2 separate regions of the Homo sapiens genome follow, and region 1 is linked to region 2. A link is a loop called in an ENCODE intact Hi-C map of the cell type or tissue named here. Cell type or tissue: CD14-positive monocyte. All regions are shown on one strand. Links, peaks and the distances in the headings refer to the core of each region. The heading gives the core; the rest is flanking DNA.

Region 1 (7,771 bases), core at 5,142-7,641, 81 kb before region 2:
GCTAATTTTTTTGTATTTTTAATAGAGACAGGGTTTCACCATGTTAGCCAGGATGGTCTCAATCTCCTGACCTCGTGATCCGCCTGCCTTGGCCTCCCAAAGTGCTGGGATTACAGGCGTGAGCTACCGCGCCTGGCCAGCGACCACAATCTTTAAGAGGCTGACCTTCAAACTTTTGCAGAACCTGGAGTGAGCATTACCAAACCTAAGACTGTGACACTCCATAGTGACAAGTCTGGAAGCTGTGGAAGATACTTTGGGGAAGAGGAAAGTGGGAGAGGCTTTCCCCTATCCCCTGCCCACTTCCAGGATATAGCCTATGTTTTTGTGCTCTTTTCTAAATGCAGAGAAAACCCTGAGGGCTTCTTGAATGGTGTGAGAAGTGATGGTGGTTCTTGATGCTGGCAACCACCAGCCAGAAAGAGACCACTAGAGGTGGCCACCTGGGGCCAACCTCCCCAGACCCAGTTGTGGAGCAGTATCACTCAAGGAGCCTGCAGTAAATGCATGCACCATCCACGCTCAGGCAGGTTTTCAAGGTGGAGGCCCCAGGGAGGTTCTGATGGGGCCCAGAGCCGGGGTAACCCCAGAGTCCAGGGACCAGCAGGGACTGTGGAGTCTGAGAAGACTTGGCTCATCAGGAGGTGTTAGGTATAAAATGGGTGCGAATGGCACCTGCCTGTGACTGCTGCAAGGGTTACATGAGCTGAGGGGTTCAGGATCCATCTGTCAATAATGCAAGTTTTCCTTTTTCCTTCCATTGGACAGGAGGTCCCAGGCAGTGAGGAACCTCAGGTCTGGCAACATGAGAACTGCTCGGCTCACCTGGAAAACACAACTGGTGCTGGCTTAAGAATGCCCCAGGGAGAGCTTGTCAAGGAAGACTCTAACCAAGGGTGGGCATGAGCCAGGGGTTGATGGTGATTCGCATGGGAATCATCCTGGGCTGTCTCTGAGCATCCAGCCACAGTCCCAGTCACCCTTGGAGAGGAACGTCTGCCCTGAGGCCGTGCTACTTGAATCTGGGAGAAATTGTGAGGAGAGTTCCTCCACTCTGGCTTCATCATTGCCAATTCCCAGGCGAAGCTGCCCCAAACCACTCGCTTGTCACTTCTCTTCAGTCCAAGGGTCCCTAATGGCTCCCTGTTGCCTCCAGAGTGGTGTCCATACTCAGCCTGGCATTTCTTTTTCCACCCCAGGCTGGGCACTTAAAGCTTAAGAGAGGCCCGCCCTTTCCTATCCACACTCCCCACACCCAAATCAGCAAGACCATTCCCAGAGCCATGCTGTGCCCTCTCTGCTTTGACCTTCCATCTTCCTTCCAAACCCACCTCAAGTTCCAAAGCCAAGCAAAACTACTACTCTCCTCTCGTGATCTCCATAGCCCTGATTCTCTGAAAGACATCGTTATGCTGAAGAGCCTATAGGCAGTGGCTATATTTCCAGCTGGAGAGTAGGGACTTCAACTCAGCCAGGCTATGGCTTCCAACATCTCCTCAGCCCCACTCCATTCACAGGATGCAGCCAGGAAATCCCTGTGTGTGTCCAGCCTTTGGGCAGTTGTCCTGAGAGTGGTAGGGAGGGGGACGTCAGCAGCCAGCCCAGAAGCCAGGGCTCTCAGGCTTGAAGGGCCTCTGGCTTCCAGCAGAACATGCATGGGATGGGGTCTGAAAAACCCTCTTCAGGCCTCCAGGCTCTCTAGGCCCCAGTAATTCAGCACCAGTCTCCCTGCACATCTGCCCTTCTCTCCGTGCTATGGGCAGAGCCCTTTACACTGATGCCAGTGCCAAATACTGATGGTCTTTTCACTCAAAGCCTTCTGAAAGGAGGCCTAAGGAAGCCTAATTAAGAGCCATGGATGCCACAAAACCGGTCATCGATAAAGTCCCCTTCAGGAATAAGCAAAAATGGAAAACAGCTCTGCAGGAAAAGGTGAGAGCCAGAAAGACCTGAGAGGGAACTCTAAGGCCAGGGAAGGCAAGGTGGCCCAGCCAGGGGACAGGGGGTGCACATGTTGGGCGAGACAGTCGAAGCTGGGTAGCTGGCTTCTGAGCCTCAGTTTTCTCATTTATAAAATGAGAATCAAATGGTACTTTCCAGCTCTGACCGTCTTAGAGTCTATTTAGAACTGCCTGTCCATTCCAGCTCTCAAGCTGTTTCTGAACCATGCCTGTGTCAACTTTCATTTTTCCTGGATCCACTTCCATCCTTGGAAGACTGGGTTTGGCCAGTCCAAGAGGACAAACATGGAGGCAAGAAAGTGCAGAGGCCCAAGAGGTACCATCTTTTTCTAAGGGTGATCATACTCTAAGGAGGAATCATCGGAAGTCCTGAAGCTAGAGCCACAAGCTCTTCTAAGTCCCTCCAGTCCTGATGCCATCTTCCTCTGCCCCTACATTTCAGACCATCTCCAGGGAGCCTTCTTTTGTTCATAGGTCCAGCTACTAACCTTCTGGGCAACCTTGGACAATTCAGCTGACCTCTGACTATCTTCCCTCCAGAGCGTGGAAACTGGCCGCCTGCTCCTTCCCTAAACCCCCTTTCACACATGCACGGCATCCTAACCTCCTCCAGGCAGCCCTCCCAGCTTCAGGTGGGAAGTATTTATTCCATGGAACTAACTCTCTCAGGAAACCCACCTGACTTCCAGAGCAACAGAAGGAAGAAAACCTTCTCAGGGCAGGCTGGGAAAGGTGGCCATAGGAGGAGGATGGCTGTCCCAGGAAGAACACCTTGGGATCCCCTCATCCCTTGGCAGTGCTCCTAGCCAGGCCCCTAGCCTGCACTCACTCACGGGCTAGAGGGAGGAGGGGCTTGTCTCTTGCTGGCTGAGATTAGAGTATATGACTATTGCTGAAAATCTCTGCTCACCCCTACTCCAGGATCTCCCTCCCAAGCATTCATATAACTGTGATAAGATCAAGCCTAGTTACAGGAGCTCAGTAACAGGAATCGACCCTCTCGCTTCCAGGCCCAAAGGGCAGAGCCCTATCTCCATGTAATCTATCTCCAGAGGTGAGTTGTATCTTACGGCATCTTGGTGTGAAAACAGGCACAGCCACTGGCTTTGCTGATGTTAACAGCCCCAATGAGCTTTGCATCCACCGTTTTGTGGGTTTAATTTATTGCCAGCAATTAGATATCAAAGCCATCTTAGGAGCTGGTGTTCCATCTGTAAAGTAAAGGGCCAGGTGGGGGCTGATTCACATCTGGCCAACCCATCCTGAGCCCTGGACTCATTCTGTCCTGGGTGGTCAGTGGCAGAACCTAGAGAAAGGTGTCTTCAAAAATCTTGACTTCCTTGGGTCACATAAGTGTGCCCATATGCTCACTTCTGTCCTGGGGAGGCTGAACAAGACCAGCACTCTCTATATTGTGTTCTTTTCTGCTCCTCAGATTCTCAAAGGCTGTTTCCACTATAAGGCCTTTGCGTTTGCTATTCTCTTTCCTGGGATGCCCTTCTTCTCTTTTCTTTTTTTTTTTTCCTTTTTTTCTTTTCTTTTTTTGAGACAGAGTCTCGCTGTTTCATCCAGGCTGGAGTGCAGTGGTGTGATCTCGGCTCACTGCAACCTCGCCTCCCAGGTTCAAGCAATTCTCCTGCCTCAGCTTCCCAAGTAGCTGGGATTACAGGCGCATGCCACCACACCCGGCTAATTTTTGTATTTTTAGTAGAGACAGGGTTTCACCATGTTGGCCAGGCTGGTCTTGAACTCCTGACCTCAGGTAATCCGCCCACCTCGGCCTCCCAAAGTGCTGGGATTACAGGCAAGAGACACCATGCCCAGCCTCTCTTTTCTTATAATCAACTTCTTGTCATTCATCCTTGGCTGAGTGTCCCCTTCTCAGAGATACTCCCCACCCCCCAACCCTTCTGTCCCTGTCTGTCACTCCACTGTTTGGCTGTAGGTTCCATCATTGTAGAAGGAGTCCTGTCTGCTTAACTTGGCTCAGCCAACAGCACAGAGACACCTGCCCACAGGAGGCACACTGGGCCAGTCCATCCCCTCACCAGCTGGTACAAAGGGAGCCACAGTCTCTGGCTCCCTTCCTGATCCTGTAAGGAGGGGTTCTCTGGACCTGCCTAATGGCACTGGGCAGAGCCTCCCCTGCTTCACCTGTCTTTCATAGCAGCCCTGGCGAGTCCCACTGCACAGCCTACTAGGGCCTGGCCTGGCAGGAACCTTCAGAGAGAGAGAGAGAGGCCTCAAGGGCAGGTGGGTGGCTCAGTTAGACAGGAGCTCTGACTGCAGCTTCTCCCAGGAAGTCAGCCTCCTTTCTAAAGGCTTTAACCTGTGACTCAATACTTCCTTAAACACCATCATGCCCCACACGGTCTCATATGTGACGTGAATTTTTTCAGGACCTATGACATGCTGGGAGCTCAGCAAACTGTCATGCCTTACCTCTCCCAGTCTCACAGTCTGGGGGGCAGGCATTGCTATCCATATGTTCTAATGAGGAAATGGGCTCAGAGAGATTAAGAGAGTTGTCCAAGGTCACAGAGTGGAGTCAGAAGGGGATCCCAAGCTGTGTGACTCAGACCCAACATCTGTCTCCTCTGCAGGGAAGCACTCTGACTTTAAAGCATCCTGAGAGGTGCCAGGCACTCCTTGCCCAAGTTCAGGGACCAGAGGCCATAGAAGGTCACACCCAAGAATCCTTCCTCTGGCATCCAGGGGCATAGAAGATCAGGGCAGAGGAGGAATGGGTTTATGACATCTCCTCCAGCTAGACCAGATCAGGGAAGGGGTCAGATGACACTGGAACTCTTTGGGCAGGGATAGCCTTCCCATTAGGAAGGGGATTGTGAGGCTCCATGCCCCTAGCTTCAGACCCTGGTCCTGCCACACACCACTCATAGGAACCTGGGAAGTTTCTTCTGCTACTATTCAAGTTTCAGTGACTTCATCTGCAAAGTGGGCATAATCTCTGCCTGGGAGGGCTACTGGAAGAACAGAAAAGTAAACAAAGTCAAGTACGAGATATGTCTGGCACACGCTAGGTGCTAAAACATGAGCTCCAAGGCATGGCTCAAACAGGCCAGGCCCACAGCTAAGAGCCCAGCCCCTCAGCCCCTGGGCCTTTTCAGTGGGCCCTGAGACCCTCCATCCAGCCCTAGTAGCTCATGTGGGGGAAACATGACCCATGAGTCAAGGTCCCATCACCTGGAAGGGAGACTGGTTGGGGGAGAGTCCCTGCACTAGGGGTGCTGCTTCAAGAGGTGGCTGAGGGGCCTGCCTCATTCCCACACAGAGCATCTCTGCCAGGTCTGAGGGTTGATTACTCCGTGGCTTGCTGTGAACACAGATCAAGATCAGGAATGGGAATGGGGGTGTCATCTGCTTTATCTACACAGCCTCTACACTGGGGCAGGGTTTATAGGCTAAGGCAGGCTTCCCAGTGCCTCCCCTGCTGCCACCACCCACTCTTTGCCCCAACTGTCTCTGTCCAGAGTGAACTCTCCAGAAAGGGGAAAGCAAGCCTGCCTAAGACACCCACGACCACCCAGTCATCTCTGCTCCCTTTGTCAGCACCAGTGACGCCCCACCAGACAATGCCAGCAGGTGCCTGTGCCCATGAAGTATGGACTCTCTGAGGGCAGGAACCATAGGAGAAAGGACAATCTTGTAGCCATTTTGCCATGTCAGAGCCCTGCCTCCTGTCCTCACCAGCCATGAACCTTGGGAAGCCACTTAGTTACTCCGAGTCTTGGTTTCCCATCTGTAAAATGGAGATCTTAATGCCTGCCTTGCAAAATTTGAGATCAGTTTTGTTAATGTCTAGCTCAGTGCTCCATAAACTTTTTTAATGCATGTAAACTTGTTCAAATTAAATCTCAGCACACCAATCTATAAAATAGCTGTGTTGGAAGCAAAAGTGGAGGGTCCTAGGACTCCTTCACCAAATCCTGGGGGGTTCAGGGAGTCCAATGTGAAAAGATCTGGCCCCAACTCTAACAGCCAACTCTGAAATCAACCAGAAATGCTGGAGCAGTAAGAGGGGATGGATAGATTGTCTGACACATTGGTTGAGTGTATCTCCAGAGGAGCCAGAGGTGCACATGTGGAGGGGGAATGCACTACCCATGGGAGAACCCTGGGGGCTCTAAGAGAGAGGAGCTATTACCAGGGGCCCATTGTCTCATCCCTGAGCACCCCATTCTGACTTCCTACAGGAGATGGGACAAGGAAATGAGAGACCCCTGTGCCATGGCTGCCTCTCACCCAGTAAATAGACTTGTTTTCCATTCTTCACACAAAATGCCTTGCCTCCCCGTGTACCTGCCAGCTAAGTCCCTAAATGTTTGTCTATCCAAATCTGGCTTTCCCTTTGAGTTCATATTGTCACCACCTTTTGGAAGTCTTCTGTGATTGCCCCTAGCCAAAAACAGCATTTCCTTCCTTTGACCTCCTCTAGCACAGAGAGCAGCGGCTAAGAGCTTGGGACTCAGTTTCTCTACCTGTAAGATGAGAAAGTGAGGACTAAGTGAGATGATCCATGTAAAGCTTTAGCACAGTCCTGGCACACAGTAGGCACTCAATAAGTGTCAGCTATTCATTATGGTGCTGTGGTCTCTCCCCTGCCCCACAGCTCCTTCAGGCTATGGCACACAGTAGGTGCCCACTGAATACTCACCCAGGTGACCAGCAGGTGGCCCCACACCCCAATTAACCTCTCTGCCAGCTCCTCTGAGCCCCAGGGAACTTGTTCCCTTGAGTCAACAGCTGCCTTCTCCTGGTCAGGGGACACAGAGAGGGTAGAACTGGCAGAGTGCTGGGCAGCTTAGTGCATCACCTAGCAGACGCTTGGGCTATGCTGGTGACCAAGGCCTTTGGGCTCGGCCATCCCTGTCCCTGTCTTCATTGCAGCCCTGCCCCATCCTTGTGAGGATCATGCTAACAGATAAGAAAACTGAGGCTTGGAAAAATGCATGATCTGCCTGAACATAGAGCATTCCTCACAATCCATCAACTGGTGGTGATGTGTCTGTCAAGGGTGCTGGAATAGTCTGGTCCTGTTAATTCAGCCTCTCATTTTACTGATGGGCAACCTCAAAAATAAGAACTGCTTTGCTCAAGGCCTCATGTAAACCAAAGCTCAGGTCTCCTGGCTCTAGACAACCCCACTCCATCCCACACACAGCAGGGGAGGTGGGCTTGCCAGACCCTTCCCTGCCTGCTGGTTAAGCATGCTGGCTGCTCAGTATGACAAAACGAAGAATTTTACCCTGCTGGGTTTATGGGCAGCCGTGAGGACCCACTAGGGATGCAAAGGCTCGGCCCAAAGCAGCCAGGCCCAAGGCAGCCAGGTCTGGTGACAGCCACACACGGCCTGCCCTCCCCCCTCCCCATGCCTGCCATAAAGAAAGTTTCAAGCAGGCTTGGAAGCATGGAGACCCCTGCAGAGGCTGTAGCAGGCTGCATTTTGAGGCTCAATTCTGACACTGCAGTGGAGGGGCTGAATTGAGGGCAGAGAGGGGCTGGTGTAGAATAGCAATGAGCCAGGCTATTGGAAGCCAGCCAGCATCAGGTTTGGAGGACAGAATCAGGGCTGTTGGCCAGGTCAGGGGGAACATCACTAGGAAGAGATGTCACACACACACACGCATGTGCACACGTGTGTATATAACTTTTATGGAATTTTTTTTTTTAAGAGACAGAGTCTCGCTCTGTTGCCCAGGCTGGAATGCAGTGGCACAATCATGGCTCACTGTAACTTCAAGCTCCTGGGCTCAACCTGCCTCAGCCTCCCAAGTAGCTTCTTACGGAAT
Region 2 (5,964 bases), core at 3,067-5,566:
CTGTGCTTACAGAAATGCTAAGAACTGGCTGGGCACGGTGGCTCATGCCTGTAATCCCAACACTTTGTGAGGCTAAGGTGGACAGATCACTTGAGTTTGGAGTTTGAGACCAGCCTGGCCAACATGGTGAAACCCCGTCTCTGCTAAAGGTGTGAAAATTTGCCAGGCATGGGCATGGTGGCGGATGTCTCTAGTCCCAGCTACTCAGAAGGCTGAGGTGAGAGGGAGAATTGCTTGAGCCCGGGAGGTAGAGGTTGCAGTGGATCAGGATCGCGCCACTGCACTCCAGCCTGGGAGACAGAGCAACACTCCATCTCAAAAGAAAAAAGCTAAGAACCATACCTGATAGTTCCTGTCCACTCCCTCTGGCCTGACCCTGCTCCCAGAGTTTTTCCTGTATTAATCTGTTAAATCCTCACAAGTGTCCCATGAGGAAACTGAGGCCTGGGGTCAAGGCCCCACCTGAGCCTGGCCTGTGGTTTCATGGTGGCCAAGAATCAGGAGCTGGTGTGTCCCCAGCCTCCTCACAGAGCTGGGCTTGAGAGGCCCCCAGGGAGGCTCCTAGGCCAAAGGGACAGGGAATTCCCTCTTTTGGAGGAGATGGGCCATGGGGGGACATGGTCCTGACTAAGGACCTGAGGGCTGTGGCATACACAGGCATAGGTCAACAGGCATGGGTGCAGAGGGAGGTGCCTGACTGCACTGTACCTGCCCTGGCAGCAGGAGGACATTTTCAGACACTGTCACTTTGGAAACAAGAGGGTTTCAAGCCTTGCCTACCCAGCCACTGCCTGCAAGGACTATGCCTGTAAACCAACATAGGGTAGGGGTAAAGGGTGGAAGGCTCCTGCCGTCCAATGGCCAAAATTTTTCTAACCAGCAGTGGAGTGGGACACCTGAGTAGCCAGGCATGAGACAAGGAAAGGGCAGTGTAGCTCCTTCTCAAAGGCATCCCTTTGGATGTGGGCAGAGAAGCCCCCCAGAGGGTCAGGACTCCTGGGACCCCAGGTCTCAGGAAAGACTGGCTCAGGGAGCTGGGGATGGTGGGCAGCAAGTGGGTGCTTCCCTGATCTGAAAAGAGGACTACCTATTCCAGAAAGCCTTCCTCAAGCCTGGGCCAGGCTCTACCACGGCTTTCTCCACCCTGAGCCTAAGGTCTAGCCTAAGGATGGGGTGTGCCTCTCCCACCAGACGCCATAATAGGAAGACCTGAGGTCTGACTCATCGCAGTGTGTCCCACACTGGCAGGGCTTGGCCCACAGACAAACCTCTTGGCTACTTTCTTTTTTTCTTTTCTTTTCTTTTTTTTTTTGAGACAGAGTTTCGCTCTGTTGCCCAGGCTGGAGTACAATGGCGCGATCTTGGCTCACCGCAACCTCCGCCTCCCAAGTTCAAGCGATTCGCCTGTCTCAGCCTTCCCAAGTAGCTGGGATTACAGGCATGCACCATTGTGCCTGGCTAATTTTGTATTTTTAGTAGAGACAGGGTTTCTCCACGTTGGTCAGGCTGGTCTCGAACTCCCGACCTCAGGTGATCTACCCGCCTCAGCCTCCCAAAGTGCTGGGATTACAGGTGTAAGCCACAGCGCCTGGCCCTCTTGGCTACTTTCTAAGTGATGGGCAAGCTCTCTGTGGCACCACCCTCTGAGTCTCACACCCCCAGGTCTCCCCCACACCCCAATGCCATCAGCCAGGCCCAATGGAGCAGAGGGCTCCAGATCACTCACACCCATTTTCCACATAAGTTCCCCAGTGCTGGGTTCCAAAAAGCATCTCACCCTTCCAGGCCCCCAAACCCAGCAACAATGTTCACCCACCCTGAGGGTGGCAAGTCCAAAGCAGGCAGAACTTGGCCAGCAGGTCCAACCCTCCATGTTCCAAGCCTCTTCTGCACCTAACAAATGATTGCCTGTGGGTGAGGGGGCCCAGTTCCAGCAGGAGAGAGTGTGTATTCACTAGCTCTCACCAGCCCTGTGCCAGGCACTACTGGAGACCACTAAGGTACTTGTGGCAAGCTTAGCCTGCAAGGTTGGGCCAGGTACAGAGTGAGCAGTATAGGGCTGTGGCTGAGAGCCTGTGGTCTCAGTGGTGAGGCCACAAGCTGAGAGGTTGGTAGGGTGACCAGTTGTTGTCAGGTGTGTAAGCCTCTCTTGGTTTCCTGGTCATAGACAGACCTACTCTGGCTGGAGAATGACCCCTCAGCCAGCCACACTGGCCAGCCACCTCACAGAGATACTCAAAGACCTCAAAGACACACACCACGTATGTGGATGGCCACCTTGGGGAGGGTAAGAAGCTAAGAAACTGAGCCCCTGCCACCACTAGTGGCCTCTTGTTTGCCATAACACTCCAGAGCACCGGAAACTCATCTTGGTTGTAGAGCCACCTGGGGCAGGGGTAGATAACAGCCCAAGGAGTCCAGAAACTTTCTCTTCTCCTCCTAGTGAAGAGCCTCCCTCAGCCTAACGCTGGTGGCTCTTTCGGCAAGACTAAAAGCCATGCTGGTCACAGGCTCAGGGCACCCCCTCCAGGTGAATATGGTAAGAATCCAAGAACAGGGTGGGGCACAGACGCATGCGGGAAAGAGGTGAGGGGCAGGCAGTTGTTGGCTCTGCCTAGAACTGCTGCCCCAACATGGACTCCATACCCCATCAAGAGGCTGGCCCAAGGCCTGGGCAGAACCTAAGTGCCCATGAGTACCCTCTATTAGGATGGCATCCCTGGTGGGGCAGACCCAGGGAGGTGGCATTGCCTCCTTCAAGCCAATCACAGACAAAACACTGAGCCTCCCACAACCTGTACAGCCTCACAGCAGGCTGGGTGAGAATGGTTCACACCCCCAGCCCTGAGTTTCCTACTGTATTCACTGCCAGGCCAGGGGCTGAACCACCTTCTCACCCTTAGGGAAAATGCAACTCACTGGGCACATGCCTCCTGCAAGTTTGCACTTCAGACTCCCCTTTCATCAGAAACCATCCCCTGCACCCATTCTCACTACTCCCTGCCACAGGCCACGTCCTCTTGAGTTCTTGGTAAGGCATCCCCCGATGTGGCTTTACATTGGGGTGAACCTGGTGAGTTCTCAGAAATGTCTGCACAGCAAGATGAGCACCTGGCCTCCCAATCGCAGCATCTCCCCTCACCCCACCCCTTGCAGTAGAGCTGCTCTCTTGGCCCAGACCCATCCAAGAATCAGGGGGCCACATGGGAGCCAAAGTCCACACTTGATACTCAGAACCCTGGCACATATGGCTGGTGCCAGGTCAGCTCTGAAGGAACTCAAAAGTCACCATGCCCTGACCCTGGGAAGCCGGAGACAGCAAATGATCTCTTCGCCAGAGATCACGTGTTTTCAGGAGCCACAGGTAAGCCTCCCAAAGTCTGCAGGTGGCAGGCCACACCCTGCTCTGGGTCTCCATACTGTGTCCTAGGTCATGCCAATCCCAGATGGGGCAGCCCCATGTGAGGGATGGGGCTCTGAGCTGGGAGTCAGGAAGTCCACGTGCTGCCCCCATGCTCCCTTCCTTGACAGCCCTGTGACTTCAGCAAGGCCTCAGATTCCCTACTGTCCCTGCCCTGACACTGGGCAGTGAAGCAAGGACCTGGCCTCCCAACCACATGATATGGAGAGGAGAGGGGTCAGAGAGTTTCTTGGCTAGGGGACAGAAGCTGAGAAAGTGAAAGAAGGGTTTGGGGCCCCCTGGCCACAGCAGGGGAATGGGAACTAACCTTTCCCAGAAATGTTTGTGTGCCTAGGTCTTTCTAGAAACACTCCTTCTCAGAACCTGGCGCCCTCTGGCTTGCCCACCAGCTCTCACCCAGCTCTACTCCCTGGTCTGCGCCCTCTGGCTCCCAGCTCTGTCATCTACAAGGTCAGAGGGGAGTCCAAGAAGGGCCATATAAAGCGTCTCTTCCAGGACCAGGGTGCCTTACCAAGGGATAACACACTTGCGCCACACATCCCTAGTCCTAGTAATTTGAGGGACAACACAGGTGATTACCAGACCAGTCAGTAGACCTAAGAGGGCCACCAGATTCTCTGGGCTGGAGGGCTAACCCTCTCATCATCTGGGCCCAGAGATGGCAGGAGGGCAGTGACCTGCCCAAGGTTGCACAGCTGATACCAGGTCTCCAGGTGTCCGGCTGGAGCCCTCTCCACTTCCTCCATGCCTCCTGAGAAGCTGCTGGAAGACATTTGTTCCCTGTGGGTTGGGTGAGCCATGGGATGGCTCCCAGAGAAATGGCAGAACAGGCTAAGTACTTGGGCAGCACTATTTGAGGCACTCTGGGCCATTGCCAGACCTAGAGGCTGGGTTGATAGCTTGGAACATAACAGTCAAGGGGACCAACAGGAATCCTCTGTCCTCTGGGCTCTGCCAACACAGTCAGAGAGGAAATACATGTCTAGAAAGGCACTGTCCCTGAAGTCATGGGGCCCCAGTGCCCCCTGGAGGAAGCCTGGGGTAAGACTGGTGCCCTGAACTCCACCATCATCCTGATCCTGCCTTGCCCTGGTGGCACACCTACCTCTGTTTCTGGCCGAGGAATAAACACTGGGGGCACCATCCTTAGGCTGAGCCCCTGGAAGTCCCACTCTCCAAGGATGTACTGCACCGGCATCCTGCAGAGGGGGCAGCTGGGTGGTCATCAGGGACAGAGCTAGGACCAACAGGACCATGCCTGGGTTGAGATACCACTTGTGGCCAAAGGTATCAGGCAAGACCATGTCTCCAGGGCCTTGGGACTCCTGAGGCAAAACCCTCCCTCCCTCCCTTCTTCCTATTCAGTACCCCGGCCCCACTCTTGCCACTCCTGCACCCCAACACCTCCCTAGTCCTTGGACATTCTCCTCCTCCCTGAACTTGGTGGGGATAGGGGAGGCTGGACTGCTGCTCCCTGAACACATCCTTCAGGTCTGATCCATGGGTGCTCACCTCTGCAATCGACGGCTACTCAGCTCCCGGATACACTGTAGTTGCTGAGAGGTCAAGGGCTGGGTCCAAAGTGCCGGCCTCAGGCTCTGAAACTGTCCCCACAGAGAATATAAGTGGCTGGCTCACTGGGCCCAAGGCCCCCAACCCAGGTGTCTTATGTGGATAATGCCTGCCCAGCACTGGTCTGGAGGCCCAACCCTCTCATCATCTGGGCCCAGAGGGGGCAGCATCCTGCCTAAGGTTACACAGCTAACACCAGGCTTCCAGGTGTCTATCCCAGAACACTTAGGCAGAGATATATTCATTCATCCAACAAACTGTTACAGTGTGTGCCAGGCGCTAAGACGTTCCTTCAGAAAAATCCCATCAGTCTCAGCTAAGCACTCTTAGTGAACAGAAAACCTGGATATCCCTTCCCCAAGTCCTCCCTCCTCCCTCTTCCTGTCCTCTTGACAACACTAAACTTAACTGTTTTGGCTCCAAGGACATGAGCCACGATGTACTCACTGGATTCCCGGGCCTCAGGGATACCCCTCTTCTCAAAGACCCCAGTCCAGTGGCTGACCAGTTCTATGGCACTGGATAACCCAGCCAGAGGTGGTTGGGGTTGCCATGAGCTGAAGGCCCAGCCCCGGGTACTTCCCCTCCTCCCTGGGCCAGACAGGAGGGCCCACAGCATTCGGCCCCAAAGCTCCATGTCTCAGGGAAAGGTTCTCCAGAGTGCTTCCAGGTTCCCAAGTCTGCTTTATGATGTCAGCTGCTGAGGTGAGTGCTGAGAGTGGCCCCTGGACCCAGCTGGGTGGAGATGGAGAGGTCACAAGCTCTGGTGCCCCAAAATGGCTCTGGTCCTCAGATATAGTTGGTTGCCACCCTGGGAGTGAGAGGAACCAGGAAAGCAGGTGAGCCTTGTATGACACCCCCCCTTCTACCAATACATTGCCTGAGAATAGTTGTGCTCTTGCTCTGACACCCCCTTGACTCCATTTAGAGCCTTACCCACCTATTTGATCATTCTTGTCTTGGCCACTTAC

What was found. Peaks named below come from ENCODE experiments on the same cell type or tissue, not always from the same donor. Only the 100,000 strongest peaks of a DNase experiment are listed, where the experiment ranks them.
Region 1: it touches region 2 in a loop (2.6-fold over the local background); 18 of 110 quality-filtered maps call a loop at or near these places.

Annotation. Positions count from the first base shown.
Region 1 is chr3:50,651,828-50,659,598 of GRCh38, reverse strand. No RefSeq gene overlaps it. Among named protein-coding and RNA genes, the nearest start is that of LINC02019, 14 kb to the left of the region's middle. RefSeq lists enhancers at 6,639-6,788, 6,654-7,587, 7,588-7,771. In CD14-positive monocyte, for the core only: CTCF peaks have their summits at 6,448 and 6,650 (motif pointing right); a DNase peak (open chromatin) is centred at 6,668; H3K27ac peaks cover 433 bases.
Region 2 is chr3:50,570,771-50,576,734 of GRCh38, reverse strand. HEMK1 (HemK methyltransferase 1, mitochondrial release factors N(5)-glutamine) reads right to left here. Exons shown (of 11, transcript NM_016173.5): 2 at 5,403-5,804; 3 at 4,934-5,025; 4 at 4,527-4,620. The coding sequence starts at 5,630. It also overlaps a transcript of C3orf18 not described here. Among named protein-coding and RNA genes, the nearest start is that of HEMK1, 4.2 kb to the right of the region's middle. In CD14-positive monocyte, for the core only: CTCF peaks have their summits at 4,250 and 4,452 (motif pointing left); a DNase peak (open chromatin) is centred at 4,434; H3K27ac peaks cover 1,003 bases.